Linked DNA regions of Homo sapiens: region 2 is linked to region 1. The links are chromatin contacts, found by Hi-C or POLR2A ChIA-PET in ENCODE. All regions are on one chromosome and are shown on one strand. The core of a region is the stretch at or near the end of the contact, and the rest is flanking DNA. Distances in the headings are between cores, read along the strand shown.

Region 1 (6,365 bases), core at 1,921-4,420:
CTCGATAATCTAGCATGTACAAATCAGTTCTTGGAATTTGGAAAGTGACATTGGTAATCAAGAAAAAAAACCCTTTAGGAGAGGGGAAATGACACTGGTAATTATAAAAGTTTTAGTGCAGTTCCCTTTTGGCAATTTGGGATGAAAATGTAAAACTTCAGTGTTTTCACTTGGAGAGCACAAGTGTTAGAAAGTGTGGGTGAAATTCACAGTCAGACAACTTCATATGGCAGAGACCATTTGATGTTCTCTTAAACATTAAGAAACATTGTGCACATTTTGGTTGTGATTTAAAAAAGAAAACATTTATAGATCTCTAGCATTGTGGAAGCTTTGTAAAAAAAAAAAAAAAAAAGCATGAAGCTAACTTTGACCTCTGTTCGACAGTGACAGTTTCTGAAGTAATCACTGTTACCATAGAGAAGTGATTTTGTGATTTAAGAAACAAATAAGCCCAATGCCCCCCAAATATATATCTGTATATGTATCTATGTGTGTATAGACACACACACACACACATACACATACATGGAGAAGTCAAGCTGATTTTGTCCAAGAGACATAGACTTTGGTGCAAGCACTTTTAAAATTGTTCATGTGCTTTTCTGAAGTTAAAACTCCTTATCGCATTTTAATAAAACTTGCCAGCACTTGACTAGGTATTAGGGCGTCTTTTAATAAAAACCTAATAGTGAAAAGGAGACAGCTTTAGGACATTTTATTGTGCATAAATATATTTCAATGATCTACTTCAATATACATTTCGATGTGGCACTATGTCAGAATGACTTTAAAATATTGGATTAAATATAGATACATCAAGAGAATCTGAACTGACATTGGCTACTTAAAGCAGCGAGATTGCTTGCACTGCTGTATTAGAGCCTCAGTTGTTCTATATAAATGGAGGTGTTGGTGGTGGGTGTCTTTTAAACTTTAGTATAAACCACTGAACTGTGAAAGGTTATTATTTTATGAGATGCTGTTTGGAGTCATTTTTTGAGATGCTGTTTGGTCTAGATCAGAAAACCAACCAAAAAGAAAAAAAAATCCTCATAACAATAGCTTGAAAATGTAGAAAATTCTTCCAGGAACTAATCACAAGTGCATACACGTTTGATATATTCTAAACTAATAGTTGAAGTACTGAGTGCTGGAAGAGGTCTGGCGAACGTGCTCTAGTCACTAATAGCAAACATTTACCTTTGAAGCAACAGGATGAGTCACACTGGCCATGCTTAGCATCCATGTTCGACTGGATAAAGGGGCATATTTTGTGAAAACCTTCAGGCAAAAATCTTACTGATTATTCAAAAATAAATATTTTAACATTTCATTGAGCTATCTAATGAATAAGGAAAACATCGAAGGCTTCCTGCGGCGCAGAAAGAATTCTAGCAGCGTCAAAAACATAAAGGAGCAAAGAACAAGAGGAAGCTGAAGGACGCCTGCTGAGTAGTTATTCACTTGTGAATATCTGAAAACGTGCTTTTCTGTGCCCTTATTTAAAAATGAAAAACAAATATCATCTTTCTTTGTCCTTTTAAAAAAATTAACGTCAGAATATGGCTATGCTAGCTAAACATCATTTTTTTTTTTCCAGGCGATTTATGCGAGAAAGGGCCAATTTGAACACTGGTAACTAGTGGGAGAAATAAACTTATAAGCCACAAACACATCGGTTCGCAACCGAGCCCACAGCCCCGCGAGGCGCCCCTTCTTCCCAGCTCCCGGAGGATAACTTCATTGACTGGCAGGTCGGCGGCCACTTCTGGGAGGGCCACTGTTTACCGAATGAGAACCTCTCATGGCACAGTCCTTACAGCAGGGCTGCCCTGTCGCCCTTGCGCGTCCGGGTGCCGGGTCCCGGCGGTGTTCTGCAGCGCGATCCGGTCCCCGTGCCCTGAGCCACCCAGAGCCCTGGGCCTGCCTGCACCCTGGGGCGCGCTGACTCCCTGGGTCGGGTGGGGGTCCCGGCAGGATGCACTTCCAGCTGCGGGGTCCGCGGAGTTTGCTCGCACCTGGTTTGGCGCAGGGACGTAGGTTTGGGGGACTGTGTCCCCTGGGAAGAGCAAAAGGTGAAAAGGTCCCCTCTCCCACCAGTGTGCCCCATCCCCGCCAGTTTTGACTGCGATCCTATTTTTCTCTTTGGGGGTCGCCTCAGCCTGTGCCGGAGGGAGTTGGGAGTTGGTCAGGCTTGGGCAGCGGTGGGTGGCAGCCCGGGAGCCGGAGCAGGAGCGCGAGGACCCGCGGACTGGGGCGCAGCGACGATGGCGCACCGGCTTCTGTCTTCTGCTGCTTTGGGGCTGAGCATCCGAGGGCGCCTTTCTCCCCAGCTGGACTCGGGGACGCCGGATCACCCCGCCACCTGCCTCTTGGCCTAATTCTGGAAGCTTCTCGCCTCCGTTCCTGGACGGCTCTTCCTCAGGGGCAGCAATGAGCCCCGGGGTGCGCTCATCTCCTCCGAGATCAATTGCTCTACGATTCCTTTTAGGACTTGCAGGGGGGAGAGGTTGGGGACCCCGGCCCCAGAGTGGCTCCTGCGGCACGGCGGCCCACTCGGAGGGGTCGCAACAAGCGCGCATTTGTGGCCAAGGTTGTGATTTCAGGTGCGCTAATGGGATCAGACGTCCTGGGAGAAGCGTGAGGGGATTGGTGCCGTTCCTTCTCCCGGCTTCCAGCGGCCGCCGGGTGGAAGTGGGGACACAGGAGGGCCGCGCTACGGGCGCCCAGCGCGGGCGCTCACACCTCTTGAGGAGGCGTGGAACCCAGCGCCCCAGGTGGGGGTAGGGCGCGGGGGTATAGGTAGTGAGGGGTGACGCTGGGAGAGGACCGGGAGACGGAGGAAAGGAGACAGCCGGGGACACTACTGAGAGAGGGAGTAAGAGAGTGCGCTGCAGAACCGGGGACAGAGCGGCAGAACCGACCGAGAGCTGGAATTGGATTGCGTCCTGTCCCAGCACCAGGACACAGATAAACAGCCTCCCAGCACTGGTACTCGCCAGAGAAGGGGAAACCCGCGTCCCGCGCTGCTGCTTTCTGCTTCGGAGAACCTTATCTAGACTTTTGCATAATTGCGTGTTGGCTTTCCTAAATAATTCGGAAGAGCGATTTCTGCTTCCACTTGTTCACATAGGCAAACAATCCCTGTGGGGAAAATGTGTGTGTGTGTGTGTGTGTGTGCGCGCGCGCGCGCGCGCGTTCCGGTGACAATTGAGGCCAGAGGCAAACACATCCTCTTTCAAAATGTCCCTTAGGTGATCCCGTAAATGACTGTCCTGCTCTAGGCAGTGGGAGTCATCATCCACTGGGTAGGGGGCTGTGATTACTCTGCCTAGGGACCACTTTTCACAGCTCCTTCCCCACCGTAGATAAGGGTGTTAAATCAAGGCATTTAGTTCTACTTTTCCATTGCACAGATAAGCAAGCTGAGACCCAGATAGGTTAAGTGAAGTATCCAATTTCTTCTCTCCTTTTCTTTTCTGTATGCCTCAAGATGGTTTTATACACACACACACACACACACATACATACACACACACACACACCCTGAACTACGAAAAACATCACAACTACGGAAGAAACATTTTTTACTCTTCTTATTTCCTAAGAAGACCAAAAGTCAGAGCTTGTCTTCTGTCAGAAGCAGATGGGTGTGTGATGGCAGTGTGTGAGTGTGCAAGTGTGGGGGGGCTGGGCGTTGGCGCCATCCTTCCTCCTTCCCTGCTCCATCCCTGACTCCATCACCGAGCCCCTTCAGGGAAACACAAGGCAGGAGGTTGTACCGCTATGCAGAAGACCCCTCCAGGTAGGGAGCTTGAAGAAATGAAACAGCAGGGAGAACCTGTATTTGGTGGTGAAAGTGCTGGAATCTTCTAGGCCTTGCTCATCTCCAACCAGCTACTTCTCCAAAATAAAGCAAAACAAAACAAAACAAAACAAGGCAAACAACAACCACCACAGGCCTTTTGCATCAACTTCCTGTGACTAAGTGACCCTAAGCAGAGAACTGGCTCAGGTCACTTAGGGCAGGGGTAGGACATTGAAGGCCTTATTTACTCCAGGATTAAAAACAGCATCCCCTCTAACCCTGTCTCTCTTGGGCAGCCTGTCTTTTAAGGATGTGAAAAGCAGCTTCTTGGAGTCTAAACAGGCACAATACCCCACTGGGATGTTTAGGTATCAGGTTCACAAAAACAGCATTTTACTCCTGCTTCCCCGAACCCCTTTGCAACCCAGGCTACCATACTCTTTGCAAGAATATCCGGTATCTTTTCCGGGCAAAATGAATTGAGTTGGCACTTCCTGAAATATTTTTATTTTTAGCTTCAAATAATTTTGCTCCTAAAACAAATTAGTTACTTATCCTCTTCTCACCATGCCCTAATTATTTTTAGCTTTATTCTAATTTTTTTTGTTACCTTGAATTTTGTCTTGATTTGAGAGTTTGGTATAGAATACTTGTTTGCAGACTGGTAATCTGCAGTTTATTTTGTTTTTAAAAAACTCTGTGAAGTTTACTGTTGTTTTAAAACTCATGGAATATTAACAAAAAATAACCTAATAATATTCTTCGAGGCTTAAACTTTGGTTATAGTCTATGTCCTAGCCTAGCTTTTATGATAAGCCTGTTGCATTTTAAAGGTGCTTATTGATTCACATGTCTTTCAGTAAAAAATCTTTTGAGGAACCCAGACTTTTGAAAGCTATTTAATTTGCATGTATTTGGTCATTACAGGCTAAAACTGAAGAATGAGTTTGGAAATTGGTTCTATTAGAAAACACTGTTTGCACATCCAAATGTTCCCAGTCAAGATTTCCCAATAGTGGCAGTGAGAAAGAGAGGCAGAGAGAATTAGGATACTTGGGTTCAAATTTTAGCTTAGTCACTGATGGGCTGATTGAGTGAGAAGAACTTAATCACCTGCAAAATGAATTGCTTACAGTATTTTGATCTCTAAATACACTTTTGATTCTGATATTTAATGATTTTGTATTACAAAATTGGGCAGAAAACGCATAGCTTCATAACAAGCAAAAAATTTTACTGTTAACACATCATACTTATTTTAGAGTAAATTTGAAGGAGGTTGATGTTTTGGAATTTGGTTGGAGAGTTATCCAAAAGCAATGTTTCCCTGACTCAACTACAACCAATTACACACAGTGGCCAGTAGGAAAAGGATTAAGTTGTCCAGACAAAATATAATGGTAACAAAAAATAATCTTGTGCTTTTGACATCTTTCTGTTTACTTGTTTTTGTCTTGTTCTAATGCCCCCTGAATTACTATTTTCTAAAAAACAGTCTCATCTAAAATAAAACATAGTAATGTGTTTTCAAATGAGACATTTTATTGTAGTTACGATTTCTTTTGTATATTTTCCTAATGCAGACTACAATAAATACACTAAAATATTTCAAATGGTTTGCTTGTGTATATGCTCTTAAGTCGTCTTTATCCCACTTTGGGAAGCATATGCTGTGTTCTGAACAGTTTTAACTTTATATATCAGCATGACTAAGTCCTTTCAACAACTATCACGCAAAGACCACGGAGAGCAGAACTATTCAGGATATCAAGAAATGAACACTAATGAATAGGAAACAATGAACCCTAATTTTAGGAAGAAATTAGTTTTGCAATTCAGCATTGTCATTTAAAGTGGAATTGTGTCTCGTAAAACTTCTGTAACTGCCATACTTGTTGCTATCAGTAAATTCTATGAAGTCTCTATTTTACACGACAGCATTTTGAAATGTAATTGCTACAGTTTTAGATATTTCTAAGGCCTGAATTTATTATAACAGGCAATTTTTGAAAAATATACCAGATTCAATTAAAAAATGGCAATAATTTCTCATAAAAACCTTCAAAACATTGAAATCTGTGTTTTATATTCCAGGGAATAAAAACATAAAAACTTTACTTTGGACTTAAAAAAAAAATTCATTCACTCTCAATTCCCCGCTTCTTTGAGATCCTCCCGACAGGGAAATTGTCAGAAGAATTCCTTAATACCTTCAGGCACTGTAAACTCCACATATGGATCTTTAAGTCTGAAAATGACAACTTAGATTTTCGTTGAAAGATATACCTGAAAGAACTAAAGTAAACAGAAAGATGTCAAAAGCACAGGATTTTTTTTGGTACCATTAAATTTTGTCTGGATATTTGTTGGTGTTTTAGAAGTTAAAACACTTAGTCCCGTCTCCACTGGCCAGACAACAAAAGTTGTCTAACTTTTGGAGGCACTTTCCCTACTGCCTAAGCATGCTAAGGCATTGCTTAGCATGACCAGGATGCTTAAGAACTTGAAATTCACAAAGTTGAAAATAGAGAGTTATGGCTCTTTTAATAACTGT
Region 2 (6,365 bases), core at 1,143-3,642, 630 kb before region 1:
ATTTCCCCTCACTAGTAGTTAGATAGATCCTGTCTTTGTACCAGAGAAGCCAAAAGGCATTTTAAAATATTTTCTTAAAAATTGTCAGAAAAGGGTCAGGTGTGGTGGCTCATGCCTATAATCCCAGCACTTTGGGAGGACAAGGCGGGCGGATCATGAGGTCAGGAGATCGAGACCATCCTGGCTAACACGGTGAAACCCCGTCTCTACTAAAAATACAAAAAAGATCAGCTGGGCATGGTGGTGGGTGCCTGTAGTCCCAGCTACTCCAGAGGCTGAGGCAGGAGAATGGTGTGAACCCGGAAGGCGGAGCTTGCTGTGAGCCAAGATCTCGTCACTGCACTCAAGCCTGGGTGACAGAGTGAGACTCCATCTCAAAAAAAAAAAAAAAAAAAAAAATTGTCAGAAAACACCAGGTGTGGTGGCCCACACCTGTAGTCCCAGCTACTGAGGTGGGAAGATCCTTTGAACCCAGATGGTTGAGGCTGCAGTGACTATGATCCTGCCCCTGCACTCTAGCCTGGGAAACAGAATGAGAATTTGTCTCTAAAAAGAAAAAAAAAATGTCAGAACAGATGGATTCATTTTGGATAAATGTTCCAGGCTTACCTGGAATCAAAATTTATCATGTCCCTAAATGTGTCTGATTAAGAGTCTTCAGCTTCTTCAGCTATTTTAATCAGTTCCCAAACTTGTAATTGGCAGTCCTATTTTTCAGCCAGCAAGAAAAATGGTTATTGCCTGCATTGATTTGTTGTAGGGCATATCACCTTACCTCACTCTGTTCTGAAAATATAATTAAAACATTCTGAGAGTAGTAGTTCACCAATGTATAAGAATCTAAGTTTACATTTTCCTCTTTTATGAATCTTAAGTTTAGGGTAAAAAGAAAGTAAATGGGACTAAATCTCCTTACCTGGTTGTGACTGATTTCTTTCTGTTGAGAAGCACGGCAATTTCCATAAATCATAGATTTTCACCTCAATTACTACACTGTTTAATTGGACTTTATTTAACCTTCTTCTAGTATTTGCATCATAACTATGGCACAAATACCCTGTAAGACTTGCATACATACGGAGCTTTAAAAGTGCAATGACCAATTTGAAAGGAAAGTTAGAATCCCTTCATACATTTCAAAGAATTGCTCTTTGAACATTCTGTTGTTGTTGCAACATGTCTCTCGGTTATGCTTAGTTTAATTGCTGTTGGCTTTTAGTACAAGACAAGTTCACTCCACTACATTACGGAGTGGTTTGAAACAGCATCATAATCCATAAGGGTTATCTTGTAAATTTTAAGACCATCCAACCCTGTTAGTTGCTTTTAATGATCTGAAATATATTTCTGAAAACTGGCATTATTATTTGTAGTGGAAAATATCATATAATGTAAAAAAGATGGCCTGGATATGTTGCATAATCAAATCAAGATATAGAGATGGGTGAGCATTGTGGAATAGAAATGAGAAATCTGGAAAGATATGCTGGATAGTGATCTCTGATGGGCAGAGCTTTGAAATAAAATCCTAATAACCTGAGGAAATCATTTTAAAGACTTTCAGAAAAAAAAAAAAAGACATACAAGAACAGCTAGTTCTTTGCCTGGCATCTTTTCCCCCCAAAGCCCCAGTAAACAATCTCAAGTGCAGTTAAGATGTTAACAACATTGTTTTGAAATATTTGCCATAAGGTCACACACCATGGTGAATCACACCCTAGAAGCGAGCAATAGGATATTATTAAAAGACACAGCCTTTACATATCTAATTCCAGTTAACCACTTGTAACCTGGTTACAAATGCAAATTTGAACCACTTGTCCCATTTTCTTTCTTTCTTATACAAACAAAATCACCATCCACTATTGATATAATTCTCCAAGCAATGAGACCTGTTGACCTATTCCAAAAACATCTAAGCGTCATTCCATGAAAATTGTGATGTTTAGTTTGTTTCTCTGGTTGGGGGTCTGCTTTTTATTTTGTTTTATCCCAGAAGCAGTGACTATTTTTGGAATTTAGCTTTTGATTTTCCCTTTAATCCCACCCAGAATGCAGTGCTTCTAAACTGTACCAGTGTGTCACCTATCCTCTATTTATTACATCTTATGCTTTAAATATCACCTCTGACAAACAAAAGAAAAGCAAATGTCCCTAAATTTCCTGAAGGGCTGAAACATCAAGCCCGGATTATTATTGTTTATGTCTCAGCTTTAGCAGCTCCAGTGTCTCCATGGTCTGCTGTGTGCTGGGCTGGCAATGATGGATGGCCATTACGGCAGCTTATTGGAAATGGCTTGATTTATAACCTGTTCTCCTGCCTCAGTCTAATGGCTTCATTTCTTTCTTCCAGTGCGTGATGCCACAGCCAAGGTCATTGCACCAATGGCCTTTTGTTGTTAGTCTGCTGATGACCAGTGTGCCCAGGAGTCAGCATGGGGAGGGGTGAAGGGGGATAGGACACAGGAGGGGGTGAGAAGCCTGGGGGTGGGGAATTGCCAACCTTTACATTTTAATTTTTTTTTATCTCAGCCCCTGATAACTGCAGTAGAACAGTAGATTAAATGCTGTCTTCTATTTGCTTCCCGTGCTTGCCAGACAAGGAGCTGCTTTATGATCCTCAGTGGGGAAGTCTATTACTCACCTCTACTTTAAATGACCAACATCAAATATATACAGCTCCCATTAAAGCTGAGATCAATAAAAATGCCATTAAGATAGTAAAAGTTGCTGATATTAGTGAAGCCCCCAAACAAAATATTTGATTTTCTTTCAGGTTGTTAGTGAGATGGAATACGAACATATAAGTGAAAGGAGAACTGGCCATGCCTATGGTCAATAATTTATCTCAGAGATTCATTCAGCCTCTCACCCAATATTTCCCTCCTGTCTATTGATTCCCCATCATTATTTGTCATAAGCTGTCCTAACTCAAGGAGAAAATATGCCTTGCTGGTCCAAGGGGAGTCATACCTGGAGAAATAGAAAGGAATTTCATTAAAAGCGAGAAAGAACTGCTGTGGCTTTGAGAAACTCCAAGAGCAAGTTGCCAAGACTTTGTTAGAGTCCTAAAGTAAAGTTGTAAGCAGCTCAGCAACATTGCACATGGATGTCGGGAAAGCTGGTCTGAGGTTGTTCTGATTGTGGTTAAAAGGAAATCAAAGGGCTTTTCTGTATGAGATTTGAACATCCAATAAGTGTGTATGGTGGGTGAGGCAGGTGGGGCGGGCAGGTTGTGTTTTATTTCATTTTTTCTCTTCCCCTGGAATGTTTCAGTTGATGTTCCCAACGAGGCTCTTACAAGTACTAGAGGGAAGTCAAGGGCTGTACCTTAGTAAAGAGTATACAAGTTTATGCCAATATCATTAAGTCAAACTGGAATCTTAATGGTATAAGCATAACTTTGGAAATAGAATTAATTTTTAAAAGCCTGGATATTTGCTTAAGGGCAATTTTTTAAAAATGGGCTATATTTTATTTTAATAGGAAACATGTTTCTGATGTAGCAGTCAATGGTAATATTTGAAATTGGTTTTGAACAATGGCTTGAAAGCTTGATACCTCTCCAAAGGTCAATGATAAAGAAATGTATAAGTTAAATCTACCTGGAGTTGGCTAATTCTTGCCAACAGATGGTCTTATTACAATTTTCTCAAATCTTAAGTCAGTTTTGTCTGGAACATGAATTCATAGCATTTTAAAACTGAAAGAGATCTTGAGGAACACCTAGTCCCATTTCTCTATTTAATAATAAGAATACTACCGTTACTAATAATAATATTAATCTAATACTTACTCTGTGGCAGGCATTACCTTAAGCTACTTACATCCTCATAACACCTGCATTAAGTGGGTGAAAGTCCCATTTTATAGAAGCATAAAAAGGTTAAGTAACCTGCCCAATATCTTATAGTGCATAGTGGTGGCATGAAGACTCACACCCAGCTCTGTTAGATTTCACAGCTAATCCTAAAAGAAATATTTAAAATCAACTGGGTGAGCCTGACCAATTCACCTAATCTCAATAATGGGATGCCCTAAATTGGAGAGTACCAATAAAACTGTTTGGTGGTAATTCTGAAAATATTTTTATTGGCTGGGCATGCTGGATCACACCTGTAATCCCAGCACTTTGGGAGGCCAAGGCCAGAAAGAGAGATTGCTTGAGCCCAGGAGTTTGCAGCCAGCCTGGGCAACATAGTGGGATCTTGCCTATATATGTATGTGTGTGTGTCTGTGTGTGTGTGTGTGTGTGTGTGTATGTGTATATATATATATGTGTGTGTGTGTGTATATATGTGTGTGTGTGTGTATATATATGTGTGTGTGTGTATATATACATATATATACATACATATATATATATGTATATATACACACACACACACACACACATATACATAAATCCAGTCATGGTGTTGTGTGCCTATAGTCTCAGCCGCTGGGAAGTAGTCTTAGCTGCTGGGAAGGCTGAAGTGGAAGGATCACTTGAGCCCAGGAGTTCAAGGCTGCGCAGAATTGTGAAAATGCCATTGCACTCCAGCCTGTGTGACAGAGTGAGACCCTGTGTCAAAAAAAAAAAAACCTTTCATTGAGATTCAATAACGAGCATTTTTACTTTGAATTATCCATAAAAATAAAAAACCCAGAATCACATATTAGTTCTAAAAATGTTTCCCTTTTACTTCCTTGTAAATAAATAATAAAAAATATCAGTAACTATTAACTCCAACTGTCAGAGCCTACCCTATACCTAGGTGCATTAACTGCTAATAATAGAGATGAAAATTATAATTTACTTAGATATTTGTTAACTTCTACATTTGATTTATATTTTAGTTAATAAATGAAAAATTATATATGATGTCTATTCCTTTCGATATTTAACTTGCGATCCATGGGGCTATATTGTTTTCTGTGGCTTCAGAGTGAAACTTTGAATAAACCCCTCAAATCTCCCTTTAAATTCTTGACCAAAATTTATTTCTGGAGTGAAAATAAATATGAACTTGTTTGAATGTAGATCATCAGGAAATGGGGCTATCTCAGGGGCAAGAGGCAGAAAGGCTTATGCAACATATACAGAACCAGTTTTACCATTCATTCTAAACAAACTTGGAAGTTTTTAACTATCTACTAACCAATTAGTTACAGAGTACTTACCTAAATTTATCAGGTAACAAGTATTAGTGATCTCTCAATTTAGTTATATTGTCCATGTGACTGAATTGAGTAATTAATAAACTATTGTCAAGAAATCACTCTGGGCCAGAGGGGCTGATGACCATGTACGGAAACCTACGTGCCCCAGCCTCATTCAATATGACATTTAATGTATGGCATAGGTACTATGTCTATTATGATATTGTGTGGATAGGAAGACCAGTTTGGAGATGAATGTCATTTAGCTTCAAAATGTTGACAGAAGAAAGGAAAGATAAAAAGAGATATAGCAAAGAAGAAAGGGGTGAGCAAAAAGCAAAGAAGGAAGTGGAGAAAGAATAAAGGAAGGAAGGAAGAAAGGGAGGAAGGGAGGAAGGGAGAGAGGGAGGGAGGGGGAGGGAAGGGAGGGATGAAGGGAGGGAGGGGAGAAGGGAGAGAAGGAATATAAGGCAATGATTCTGGTATAACTGTAATTCAAGTTTTCAGCTCTGAGTTTCACATGAGTGAGTCAGCTTTTCACAGATGAAAACTCTCTTCCATGAGAAGGAAGAAATGATGTGCTTCTAAGTTAATGCTGCTCTTTCCCCTCCTGGAAACTCAAAGCTCATCATTTGTTCCAGTAACAGAGGGATAAAAACATTATTGAAGCCACCAGTAATGGGAGAAAATTAGTACTTAAATCTTGGTGTGATCTGCTCCTTGCTTCACCTTTTCATGAAAGACAGTTCTGCCAGGTGACCTGCTGAAGCTCAGAACTTCTAGTCTTCGGGATTTATCAGCCATTTCTAGTGTTTGAGAAGCTCCTTCCTCAAATTCATTTTCTACACTTTAGAGCACTTTACAATTTATAAAACATTTACATATTTATGACTTTAGTTTTTATTTTTATAGCAATCTTGTCCAAGGTAGGCAGGGAAGATGTAATTATTCTGATCTGATGGATGAGGACATGTTGCCCAGGAGTTGTTAGGGTCACATGGACAGCAGAGAACCAGGATTACTGCTTTTCTATAGAAGTTTAAAGACCAACTTCCAGCTGGTCTTTATATTAGTCCTGCAATGCCTCTCCCTCCTCTATTGTAAGAGCACCCCTTGTTTCTATTATTTTCCTCCATTTGCCTCAGCTGTAATTAGCTCGCACTTGGTCTGGGTAGTGGGTGTTGCTTCCACCATGATTGCTGGGTGACACATCACTAAAGGAG

Evidence for each region. Hi-C counts contacts between places; a loop is a spot of excess contacts on that map. ChIA-PET counts read pairs that join two places held with the same protein, here RNA polymerase II (POLR2A). Pooled maps may share reads with other maps.
Region 2: a pooled map of heart right ventricle shows a loop between it and region 1 (4-fold over the local background). The contact joins two enhancer-like sites. A Hi-C loop is called at or near these places in 1 of 168 maps with a recorded cell type or tissue (sigmoid colon) and 3 of 50 pooled maps. POLR2A ChIA-PET finds 5 or more read pairs at or near these places in 1 of 52 experiments (MCF 10A).

Annotation. Positions count from the first base shown.
Region 1 is chr2:66,422,401-66,428,765 of GRCh38, reverse strand. It overlaps MEIS1-AS3 (MEIS1 antisense RNA 3), which reads left to right. Exons shown (of 4, transcript NR_046438.2): 4 at 1,604-5,424. Among named protein-coding and RNA genes, the nearest start is that of MEIS1-AS3, 7.9 kb to the left of the region's middle. Within about 2 kb of position 3,170, at least 5 of the 41 ENCODE cell types and tissues checked have a DNase peak (open chromatin) inside an H3K27ac peak, as active enhancers do.
Region 2 is chr2:67,050,903-67,057,267 of GRCh38, reverse strand. No RefSeq gene overlaps it. Among named protein-coding and RNA genes, the nearest start is that of LINC01828, 32 kb to the left of the region's middle. RefSeq lists enhancers at 1,860-3,143, 1,593-3,326. Within about 2 kb of position 2,392, at least 3 of the 41 ENCODE cell types and tissues checked have a DNase peak (open chromatin) inside an H3K27ac peak, as active enhancers do.